Linked DNA regions of Homo sapiens: all the other regions are linked to region 2. A link is a contact called in ENCODE Hi-C or POLR2A ChIA-PET data. All regions are on one chromosome and are shown on one strand. The core of a region is the stretch at or near the end of the contact, and the rest is flanking DNA. Distances in the headings are between cores, read along the strand shown.

Region 1 (3,712 bases), core at 629-3,128, 1.4 Mb after region 2:
ATCTATCAGCCTTTACAGAAACAGGGACTCTTACTCTCCTCTTAAAAGAGTACATTGTGAGCAGTAGCTTCTTTTGTCAATTCCTGACAAATATTTTACATTCTGGACAAAAGATCCTGGACTTCAGTGTCTCTGTAAAGTTTTGTCAAAGAAAGACATATTTGAAATGTTAAATTTTTAAATTCAATAACGTAACTATTTCAGACCTAGTCCTTCACTAAAACTCACTTTTTGACCCTCTCTCATCAGGAACCCTCCCATCTCTAGCCCTCATTCTATTCATTCTATTCTCAACAGATGATTTCACCAGCAAAAAATAAGCCAGTCTGTTCACAGATTGGAAAACATACAAAAGAAATCGCGAGAATTTCACGGCATTTCAATAAAAAGCAGCCGTTTGTTCATCTTCTCTGATCAAAGAGATTCTTTAAACTTGAATTTGGAATGAGCTTTGTTAATTCTGTTTTTCTTTTCTCTCTGGGAAGGCTACAGGAGTTATTTATTCCTAAAAAGAGGCCAAAGAAAGTTCCTTCCAAAAATTCCCTAAAGCCCAAAGAGAACTTAGTTCCTAAATAGCCCCAAGTATTAGCTAGAAACCCACTGGCTCCTCGAAGGGGAGGCCTGTAGATGTGCCTCCGTGTGAAGTCTGCAGGGGCCTCCCCACTCACCTTCCGCACCCAGTTGGGCATGACATGGGTGCTGGGTGAGCGGTGGTGTGTGTTGATGACGATGACAGTGATGATGATGGAGGCAATGACGAACACCATGGTGAACAGCATGTATTTTCCAATCAAGGGCACAGCACTGGACGTGGAGGGGATCAGCTCCACGATGACCAGAAGGAACACAGTCAAAGACAGTAAGACAGAGATGCTCAGAGTCATCTTCTCCCCTGAAAAGACCAAAAAAAAAAAAAAAAATCCCACAACTACCCATCTGGGTTGGGCTGCAGTGTTCCTCCCACCCCACCATTTATATGTGGAAGTCCTGAGTCCTGGGACCTAAGAATGTGACTGTATTTGAAGACAGGGACTTTAAGGAGGTAATTAAATGAAAACGAGGTGATATGGGGTAGTGAGTAATCAAGTATGACTAGTGTCCTTATAAGGAGAGGAATTAGGACACAGATGCATAGACGGAAGGCCATGGGACACAGGAAGAAGATGGCCATTACAAACCGAGAGAGGCCTCACAAGAAACCAACTCTACTGGCACCTTGATCTTGGAATTCCAGTCTCCAGAACTGTGAGAAATTACATTTCTGTTATCTAAGCCTCACAGCCTATGGTGTTTTGTGTGGCAGCCCAAGCAAACTAATTCACCACTGAAACCCAAGGGTAAGAGGAATGTGACTGACATGTTCTCAAAGCATTATTCTGGGAAATCTCAAAGCATTTTTTTCTGCAGAATTTCCTATGTAACCACCATACCTTAACTTTTCTGACAGCAGCCAGTGGCAAGCATTTCCATTAGAGGCTGCCAAGCAGAAAACGGAACAATATTTCATCTCATGCTCCAGATTTCTGATTCTTGGTGGAACCCAGGGAACTGAAAGGAGTTCTGGGTGGACAAGCTGGACTCGGTGTGGCATTTCCCTTCTGCAGCAGGATGCATTAAACCTCATAAAACGGAACCACCCCTGGCCTATTTCTTACCCAGCAGATGAATGGGCAGCCCAGAAGTACACATATCTTTCTGTTATTGAGGGAGCAAGCTGTAAGACCAAAACCCAAGAAAAGGACAAAATCCGGAAGGCTAAGGAGTTCTCCTTGACGTCCTGAGTGATCTTCTGATACAGTGGTTTCACACCACTCGCTGTCTCATTTTCATATAAGAGGAAGTTTGTCTTCTCACTTATTTCTTGTTTTGTTTTTTTTGCATACTAAGGGAGCAGGGATTTCCCCAGCCCCCACCTCTTTTCTGCAGGCCCTTTGATCTCAGGAGAGTTTTGGCTGGGCAAACTTGGCAGCAGGAAGGTCAGGGGCCGAATGGCACTGAGGTAGTTTTGTGAGGCTTGACCACCTTAGGTGCAGCAGAGAAGCTCTGGGAGGGACTTTCCCTGGGCTGGCCTTGCTGTTGGTGCTGCTGGAAACCCTTGTGTTACCCTGCTTTCAATGATGAAGCTGTCCCCTACTGGCTGCTTCCGGATGCTAGAATATATATAGAATATGTATGTATGTATACGATAAAGAGTGGAAACAAACAAGAAATTGTCAATTCTACCTGGTGGGTAGGAAAACCTTTCAAAGTGAAAAAGAATACAATTACAAATACAAAATATTTGTCCACTTATATAAAATTTGTTGATTAATAATAATGATAATAATAATAGCCAACATTTATCAAGCATAATTTTTGTGCTAAGTGCTTTTCTTTTTTCTTTCTTTCTTTTCTTTCTTTTTTTCTTCTTTTTTTTTTTGTGAGGGAGTCTCACTCTGTTGCCCAGGCTGGAGTTCAGTGGTGCCATCTCAGCTCACTGCAACCTCCGCCTCCAGGGTTCAAGCGATTCTCCTGCCTCAGCCTCCCAAGTAATTGGGATTACAGGCACGTGCCACCACACCTGGCTAATTTTTTGTATTTTTAATAGAGATGGGGTTTCACCATGTTGGCCAGGCTGGTCTCAAACTCCTGACCTCAAGTGATCCATCCGCCTTGGCCTCCGAAAGTGCTGGGATTACAGGTGTGAGCCACTGCATCTGGCCCCTAAGCACTTTTCAAGCACAAATCATTTAACGTTTATAGAGACTCTTGTTAGTTCCCATAATGCCCCGACAGTGTTTTTATTTTAAAAAGTTTCATTTGAGGGCCTGGTGCGGTGGATCATGCCTGTAATCCTAACACCCCGGGAGGCCAAGGCAGGGGGATCACTTGAGGCCAGGAGTCTGAGACTAGCCTGGGCAACATAGCAAGACTCCATCTCTATTTATTTATTTTTTTAATGTAAAAAAGTTTCATTTGATTAGAAAGTTGAAAGAATTGTGTTTGTGATTATTTGTTTAAAAACAAGTGCAGGGCAGGCACAGTGGCTCACACCTGTAATCCCAGCACTTTGGGAGGCCGAGGTAGGCAGATCTTTGAGCCCAGGAGTTCGAGACTGGCCTCGGCAACATGGTGCAACCCCGTTTCTACAAAAAATACAAAAATTAGCCGAGTGTGGTGGCACATGCCTGTAGTCCCAGCTACTCAGGAGGCTGAGGTGAAAGGGTCACTTGAGCTCAGGAGGTTGAGGCTGCAGTGAGCCGTGATCATGCCACTGTACTGCAGCCTGGGCAACAGAGTGAGACCCGGTCTCAAAACAAAAACAAAAATGAAACCCCAAATGCAGTCACTGGAACATGCACTCTGAGGGGTGAGGCACTTTCTGTCTTATTCTCTGCGGTCTATCTACCACATCATATTTGTTCAACAAATATTCACTGAATGAGTAAATGAATAATCTTTTTTCCTAGTTGGCAAGTTGGATTTAAGATTTTGTGGTTTTTTTTTTTTTAAAGTCATTTTGATAAAAATTGCTACCTGTCATAAGCTTGAGGTCTGTCTGTAGCATCTTTCTTTTTTTCAAACTTGTCTGCCATAAGTTGTTTATGAATAGTGACTTGCTGGCAGGCAGATGGGTACCCTTTCCTCCTTTCTGGTGGATTGTTATTGTTTGATAAAATTATGTCACAGATAGGATTACTCAGTAGGAGGTAAGTAAGTTGTCTAGGCTGAT
Region 2 (3,781 bases), core at 187-2,686:
ACATACACCAAATTATTTTCTTGTGCTCCCAGGAAGACTAAAAATTTCCCTATCAGAACCTTTCACAGGCAAAGTGACTTAATCTTCCCCTGCTTCATGGATCTAGTAATTCCAAATTTTCATATATTTAGCTTTAGTGGCACAAAATTATATTCCCAAATGTTTATTCATTCAACAAATACTTACTGAGGGCCCTGTAATTCCGTAATTTCACCACCCACCGATAGCCTCTCCTCCTGGCACTCACCTTCTAGACCTTGAGCTCTTTGTCCCTTGCACAGTGGCAGAGTGATTACTGGGTAGGTATATTTAAGAAAGGCTGGAAGACTCCTTCCAATCCATTGTCCTCGGGCATTATTTACTTGCTCACAGTTTTTGTATTCAGTACACCAAGAGAGGAACACAGTATGTCCATGCACTCTCTTACTGCAAAGGAATTAATTATTCCCCAGAGAAAAGTTTTGAAATGAGGGGGAAATGCGAATGTTTTCATTTCAAGCGCTTGTTTTAAATGTTAAGAGTATAATTAGTGTCTTCTAAAGAAACTAAATTTACTTTTTCTTGTAGAAGCAAGTTTTGCTCTTCACGCACACAAAAAGCCTCGCTTTATTTCATTTTTTCGTTGTAATGCCAAGTTTGGTTAAAAGGGCAATGAAAAGTTTTCTCGTTCGCACTGACTCAGGGTAGTTCTCAATTCTGAAGACAGAGAAGATCATCAAGCCACAATTGTTCAATCTTTAGTTTCAATCCCCAACAGATAATCGTTAAAGGTTAACTATACTATAGACGTCTTCATCAAGCTGCTGCGGCTTTTCTTCTACTTTGAAAACCACAAGTAAACAAGTCGGCTTCCTGTGCTTTTTGGAAAGAAAGATCAGGATTTAACTCATTTTATTGCTTCAGATAATGGTGTGGTTCCCAGATAAGAGGTGCTACATCCAGGGGCGGTGAACTCGATTATGAAGGGTGGAGTTCGTGCTGGATTCTATGATTTTTTAAATCTTGTAAACCGCACGCAGCAATGAAAGTGCTAAACGCCATGGTGCGTGACCCGCGCCACCCTCACGCTGCTCTCCTTTACCCCCCAGACTCCACTTTTCCTCCGCCACCACGAAAATTCTTGCAAATCAGACAGCTAACCCCGGGGCAATACGAACCATTTTCGCGCCACTCGCTCAGGACCGCGCAGCTGCACAAGGAGAGTGGTCCCCGTAGCCCCTAAAGCCCCCCTTTCTCAAAGGGGATTTTAGGAGTGCCCAAGGCTATCCTTTGAGGTCAGAATATATAGGGGGGTCGTGTTTTTTCCAGGGGGCCACCTAGTCTTGCGCCATGTCTGGCCGTTACCACAGCTTGCAGGACCTGTGTCCCAACGCGGGAAAGACAGCCCGAGCCCCGCCCCTCCGGGCCCGGGTCGGCGCGCCCAGCCTGCCAGCCGCGCTGCTGCTGCTCCTCCTGCTGTGGGACCGCTGACCGCGCGGCTGCTCCGCTCTCCCCGCTCCAAGCGCCGATCTGGGCACCCGCCACCAGCATGGACGCTCGCCGCGTGCCGGTGAGGGCTGGGCGGGCGAACCCGAGGGGCGGGCGCGGTGGGTGCTGGACGCAGGCGGGCGCGGGCCGACCCTCTCCAACTCCGCAGCCTAGCGCTGCCTTAACTGGTGGCCTGCCTAGGCGTTGCCCGCTTGGGCAAGCCCCTGATTTTGTGCACCTGGGATAACTGAGGGCCATGGGGACGTTCCTGCGTGGCGTGCGCACCCGAAGTGCGGGCGGCGTGGAGACTTGAGTCGTTTGCAGGATGGCTAGCAGCGCTGGAAAGCCCTAGGCACGTGCGTCCGCCAAAGGCCGGACAGCGGCCGGGAGCGCTGGCCGGTCCCGATTTTGCCTGCCAGGCAGAGCCAGCCTGCCTGCCCCCTGGGAGGTTGTCCCGCAGCGGCCCAGCCCTTTCCCGCACACAACTCGGAGCCAGTGCGTGGCTCGCCGCGTCTATACCCGCGCTCAGTGGGTGGCCCTTGGGCGCGCACCCCGCCCGGCAAGAGACGCGTCCGCTTCTAACCGCTGAGGGCCAGCGCGTCTGAGGTTTAAGGTCTTGCGAACCGGTCTCCTAGAACTTGGGCTGCGCACGCAGTGTGAAGCGACCGTAGTCCCGGGCGGTGGTTAAGTGCATTTAAAGGGCTTGGTGGGTCAAAGCGTTCGCCGACCATTTGCTCGTTTCCTACTTCCTCCACCCCAACCCCCAACCCCCCACCCCCCACCCCCCAGCCTTACTCTTAGCTGCAGGACGTTGCTCTGAGTGGAACGTTACTTTTTGCTCTAACGGAAGCCAGAACGTAGGGTCGGGCTCCTGGAGAGGGTAGAAGAGTGGGGGTTGGGTGAAACGGAAGACAATGACATGTTTAAAATAAATATCAGGGGTTAGGGACCCTCGCGGGGGTGGGTGCGATGGGGCGTGGTTTCAGAGCTGAGTCGCCGCCCCGGTGGAGCTGGGCATTGGCTTTCCGGATGAAGAAAACCATGTGTAGCTGGTCTTGGAACCTGACATGCCTGAGTTCAAATCTGAGCCACCATGGGACTTGAGTAATCCATTTCGCTTTCCTGAGCCTCAGTTTCCTCATTGGCTAAGTGAGAATAACGATAGCACCTTTGTTGCAAAGAATTAAACCTGACGTGAAAGTGTACTTAACATAGTGCCTGGCACGAAAAACGCCTACTATAAATGGTATTAGTTATTACTTACCTGCCAAAGAAGTTCATCTCCGTCTTGACTATTTGCCTTGCTGCTTTTTTGTGGCTTTTCCTCCAAAGATACGTTTGCCTGGTAAATAACTCTTGGCTTGTGCTGACTTGTTAAAGCTCAGCCTGTATTTCTCGGACAGCTTCCAATAGAATGCCGCCTTTGAGGCTGTCTGGGGCCTCTGACTGCTTGCAGGTAGATTGATGAGTAAAGGGTGGTAATTCCTGCAGTAATGCGATGAACACTGCTGCTTAAGAAGATGGCAGACTTGAGTTCTCCTTCCTGCCCCTGTGATCTTGCAGTCTATTACACCTTCCTGGGGCCTTGAATATCCTCATCTGGAAAATGGGATCTGAGATCCTTTTCAGCTCCCAACATTCATTGTGTCCCAGGCTGGAGTGCAGTGGCACAGTCACGGCTCACTGCAGCCTACCGGGCTCAAGCAGTCTTCCCACCTCAGCCTCCCAAGTAACTGGGATTACATGTACGCACCGCCACATCCGGCTGATTTTTGTGTTTTTAGTAGAGACGGGGTTTCACCATATTCCCCACGCTGGTCTCGAACTCGTGGGCTCAAGTGATCCTCCCACCTTGGCTTCCCAAAGCGCTGAGATTACAGGTGTGAGCCACCCCCCTACACATACACCTAACCTTTATATTTAGTAGCTCTACCTTTTACACGTTGTCCTGCCTTGTTAAGAGGGCAAAAGACAAAAACTTCCTAAGATGATTGAACGGAGTTTACTTAGGGGTATAGGGATGTTGGGAGTGCCATCATCATGAAAATAACTTTATCTGCAAGAGACTGAAATGCGTAATGTTAGGCCAAGAAGGAGGGCAAGAATGTTCTGGTCACCTGACATCTTACATCTTAGCATATTTTGTAGAATCTATACCAGAGCTTGCCCTTTCAAAGTTTTCAGTGTAAGGAATCACTTCTGCTATTCCATGGCCCCATTTAAGGAATAAAAACACAGGACCTAATGCAACACTTAGGAAATCTCGTTAAATATTAAGAAATGACAAACCACTATCCTTTTTTTATACAAGATA
Region 3 (3,891 bases), core at 94-2,593, 1.2 Mb after region 2:
TCTCACTGTCCTGTCCTATTCTTTCCCCAGTCTTTCATCTTTCTCTCTACCAAGCTGTCTTACTTTGCTTAGTTAGAATCTTTCAGTAGCCTTTTCATTTACCACCTCTCCATTCTCTACTACATATACTAGTTATGCCATTAAATTATTTAAAATAACTTGTATGCCTGTAATCCCAGCACTTTGGGAGGCCGAGGCGGGCAGATCACTTGAGGTCAGGAGTTTGAGACCAGCCTGACCAACATGATGAAACCCTGTCTCTACTAAAAATACAAAAACAAAAAAAACAAAAAACTTGTACTTAGTGACTAAAGTTATATGTGCCTTCTGAGTTTTTTAAAGCTTTATTTTATATTTCTTCACGGGGAGAAAGGAACATAAGTCAAATTGTTTCTTCCTACATATTCTAGAAAAAAGTTTTTTAATGTAAAAAGTTTCCTTAGTTCTGCTCTATAAGCCTCTGAGTAGATGGCTTGAAATTTTAAAAATCACAATATTTTATGCCAAAACATTAATCATATTAAACATAAAGTTATAACTAATGCTGTAGAATTTGATTTGCGATAGTAATTGTGCACACACTGTTATAACAGGAATAGACTTATTCTAAAAGACAAATCGTATTATAAAAGACTCTGCTTAGAAATGGTTTAGTTTGAGTTTTGAACTTAAATAGCACATTGGCAGCAACAGAACTGCAACAGCTTAGTTCCATGGTATTTTCGTTTGAAGCTTCCAATGGCTCCTTGTACTTTAAAGCACTTATTGTTGCTGGCCACACCAAAGATTCAAAGGCAGTTGTGTGGACAACTGTATCATACACCAAAAGGATATATTTACCGACATAAGCCCCCAATTTAAATGGGAAAATAAATTCCTGTGGATCCAAACTTGTCCAGTGGTCAAAAAAATTCTATTGAAAATCTTGCTTACATTTTGGCTCAAAGCATAAGTTATGAATCATTCACAATCACCATAGTGGTGAAACTAGCATTCTGGGCAACAGGAATAGCTCACATGGTGCTCTACAGAAAAATTAAACAACTTTATCTTGACATACTATGGTCCATTAAAAGCCATTTAGTTCTTCCCTGTAGCTGATAAATGAAATAAACTTAGTTTGAATATAATTTTTCTTACCGTTAAAGGGTACTGCAGGGAGCCATGGTCAGGGACACAGGCAGACAGAGGGCCAGCGGGACAGGAGCCAAGAGAGAAAACTGTCCCTGAAAAAGGTATCATCTTCTAACGCAAGTGTGGGGTCGTTTTTGGACAGCCATTTTGGACAAGCTCTGGCCTCTTGTTAAATGTGACATACTGAGTCAGAGGCAGACGTCCTTCTGTGGTTATTCGCTTCCTGTCTGATTAATTTGTTGTTTGTTGTTCCTTCCTCCTTTGCTGCAGAAAAAGAAACTAGATTGGTTTTGCTTAAGAAGCAAGCAAGAAAAAAAACCTAAATTAAAAAAAATTAAATGTTTCTCCTCCCCACAAGGTGTAATACACAGCTATTTGGTACAGTGACAAGAGGAGATGAGCACCTCCACTCAGTGAAGAGTCCAACTTTATTCTAGATATTCCCACAAAAATAACTGTTCATGGAACTTGAGATTCCTTTAGGAAAATTATATTTGAAAGTATCACTGTAAATACTGACTATTCCATTGAGTAATAGGGAAAAGAGTCACTCAAGAAAGAAAAGCTCTTACCTACCTTACCTTATCGCTTCATTAGGCTAAGGGCTTCTTCTCATTTACAGGGCATTCAAGTGTGTGGGGAGAAAGTTACAAATGCAGGTAAAGAGAGCAGGTCAGGTGTATGAAGGCAAATGAGGTTCTTTTTTTGGTTTTGTTTTATTTATTTCTTTTTTTTTAGAGAGACAGTCTTGCTGTCACTTAGGCTGGAGTGCAGTGGCGTAATCATAGCTCCCTGTGGCCCTGACCTCCTGGGTTCGAGCAATCCTCCAGCCTCAGCCTCCTGAGTAGCTGAGACTACAGGCATATGCCACTGCACCTGGCTAATTTATTTTATTTTTATATTTGGTAGAGATGGGATCTTGCTTTGTTGCCCAGCCTGGTCTTGCACTCCTAGCTTCAAAGTGATCCTTCCATCTTAGCTTCCCAGATTGCTGGGATTACAGGCTTGAGCTACCATACTTGGCAGCAAATGAGTTTTGAAACGTGATTTTGGTGCCCAAGTCAGGGTAATAATATACAGCTTAAGTCAGCTGCAGATCCATAGCTTTCTATGCCAAATGTTTCTGTCCCCCACACTTAATGGGATAACAGTAACTCTCCTAGAAGATGCTTGACAAAAGCATAGAGATAAAGAGGGTGGAAGGAAGAAAGTCAGATTTCTCATTATTAAAGAACTCAAGAGGTGGATGGCAATGGAATACATGTAGAAAACATTTTATCAAAACCTTGAGTTATGTATAGAACGATCTGAAAATGCTCATAATTTTTTCTTAACCCATCTTAAAGGTTCAGACTTACATATGCAACACATAGTATATAACTCTGAGAAAACAGTAACAGTCAAAGAATTTAAAAGAGAGGCATATTTCAGAAACTAGCTTCATTGTAAAATCTGAATGTTGGGTCCTGATTCTGCTAGGATCAGAGGCCAGAGGCATGAAAAGAACGTATGTTGTCTAACATTGCCTTACCTGTAAAGTGATGGAACTGGGCTAGATGAGTAATTTTCAACTCAGGTAGCTGTTGGGGGTGGTGAGCAGTGAGTGGGAATGGTGGGGGCAGGGGCCTGTAGCATTCAGTGGGTGGGGCCAGGAATGGGAAATTTCCTATGGTGCTTATGACAGTCCCACCCAAAATACCAGAAGTGCTCCTACTGGGGAGTACTGGGACAGATGATGTCTAAGGATCTTTTAAACTCAAAATTCCCTGAGATAGGAGTCTAATTGCATGAGCAGATTCATGATGCCAGGCCATGGGCACAGTTCCTGGAGTGGAGTACCCAAGAATAAGTGACTGAGAGTCCTCTGCTTTGCCTGGAGCCCCTTGAAGGCAGGGACCGCCTCTTGTCTAACTCTGGCCTGGTGTCCACCCGTGACTTAGGTCACAAATAAATACCTGCAGGCATGGGGCTGGACAGAGGTGGAGGCCTACAGCTATCAGCCACTTCCCGCGATACAAACCCTCAGGAAAACAGAAAACTTGATCAACTATTAAGTAAATGCCTGAGTGAATCTTTGGGGAAGTCTAATTATAGTTGGGTCTAAAAAGAGAACATGGGCGATATGACAATTTCTCTACGTATTTTCAGAATTATTTTGAAGTTCTCTAAGTAAGACACCCCAAACACACACACACACACTCTCTCTCTCTCTCTCTCTAGCTATCTCTCTCTCTCTCTCTCTCTCTCAGTACACATACCATTCATGGCTATTTCCATCCCTTAGGGGAGTGGTCCCTAACCTTTTTGGCACCAGGGACTGGTTTTGTGGAAGATAATTTTTCCACGGAGTGGGGGCAGGGGGTGGGGATGGTTTCAGGATGAAACTGCTCCAACTCAGATCATCAGGCATTAGATTCTCATAAGGAGCTCGCATGCACAGTTCACTTTAGGATTCTTGCTCCTCTGAGAATCTAATGCGCAGCTGATCTGATAGGAGGCAGAGCTCAGGAGGGAACACTTGCTCACCAGCTGCTCACTTCCTGCTGTGTGGCCTGGTTCCTAAGGGGCCATAGACTGGTTGGAGACCCCTACCTTAGGAAAAGCTCACTTAGAAGGGAGTATGTCACCTAGAAGGCTGCAGTCCCCAAGACATGCAAGGGAGTAGTTGTGTAGTTTGAGTCTATTCCTACAGTCAACTTTGGACACATTTATCAGGTGTCTACTATGCATGTTAGGACATAAATTAGATAATGTTCC

The links. A loop is a pair of places that touch in the nucleus more often than their neighbours do. ChIA-PET counts read pairs that join two places held with the same protein, here RNA polymerase II (POLR2A). Pooled maps may share reads with other maps.
Region 1: a map with no recorded cell type shows a loop between it and region 2 (14-fold over the local background). The contact joins the enhancer-like site here to the promoter of CDCA7 in region 2. A Hi-C loop is called at or near these places in 4 of 37 single-sample maps with no recorded cell type and 4 of 50 pooled maps. POLR2A ChIA-PET finds 5 or more read pairs at or near these places in 1 of 52 experiments (activated CD4-positive, alpha-beta T cell).
Region 3: a map of OCI-LY7 shows a loop between it and region 2 (6-fold over the local background). The contact joins the promoter of WIPF1 here to the promoter of CDCA7 in region 2. A Hi-C loop is called at or near these places in 1 of 168 maps with a recorded cell type or tissue (OCI-LY7), 8 of 37 single-sample maps with no recorded cell type and 7 of 50 pooled maps. POLR2A ChIA-PET finds 5 or more read pairs at or near these places in 2 of 52 experiments (GM12878 and H1).

What each region holds. Positions count from the first base shown.
Region 1 is chr2:174,749,278-174,752,989 of GRCh38, forward strand. It overlaps CHRNA1 (cholinergic receptor nicotinic alpha 1 subunit), which reads right to left. Exons shown (of 9, transcript NM_000079.4): 7 at 669-892. Among named protein-coding and RNA genes, the nearest start is that of CHRNA1, 13 kb to the right of the region's middle. RefSeq lists an enhancer at 1,841-2,020 and a silencer at 3,368-3,437. Within about 2 kb of position 1,879, at least 3 of the 41 ENCODE cell types and tissues checked have a DNase peak (open chromatin) inside an H3K27ac peak, as active enhancers do.
Region 2 is chr2:173,353,436-173,357,216 of GRCh38, forward strand. It overlaps CDCA7 (cell division cycle associated 7), which reads left to right and starts at 1,437. Exons shown (of 10, transcript NM_031942.5): 1 at 1,437-1,549. The coding sequence starts at 1,529. RefSeq lists enhancers at 481-1,436, 739-828 and a silencer at 1,379-1,648.
Region 3 is chr2:174,596,461-174,600,351 of GRCh38, forward strand. It overlaps WIPF1 (WAS/WASL interacting protein family member 1), which reads right to left and starts at 1,344. Exons shown (of 8, transcript NM_001375834.1): 1 at 1,141-1,344. RefSeq lists an enhancer at 1,367-1,546.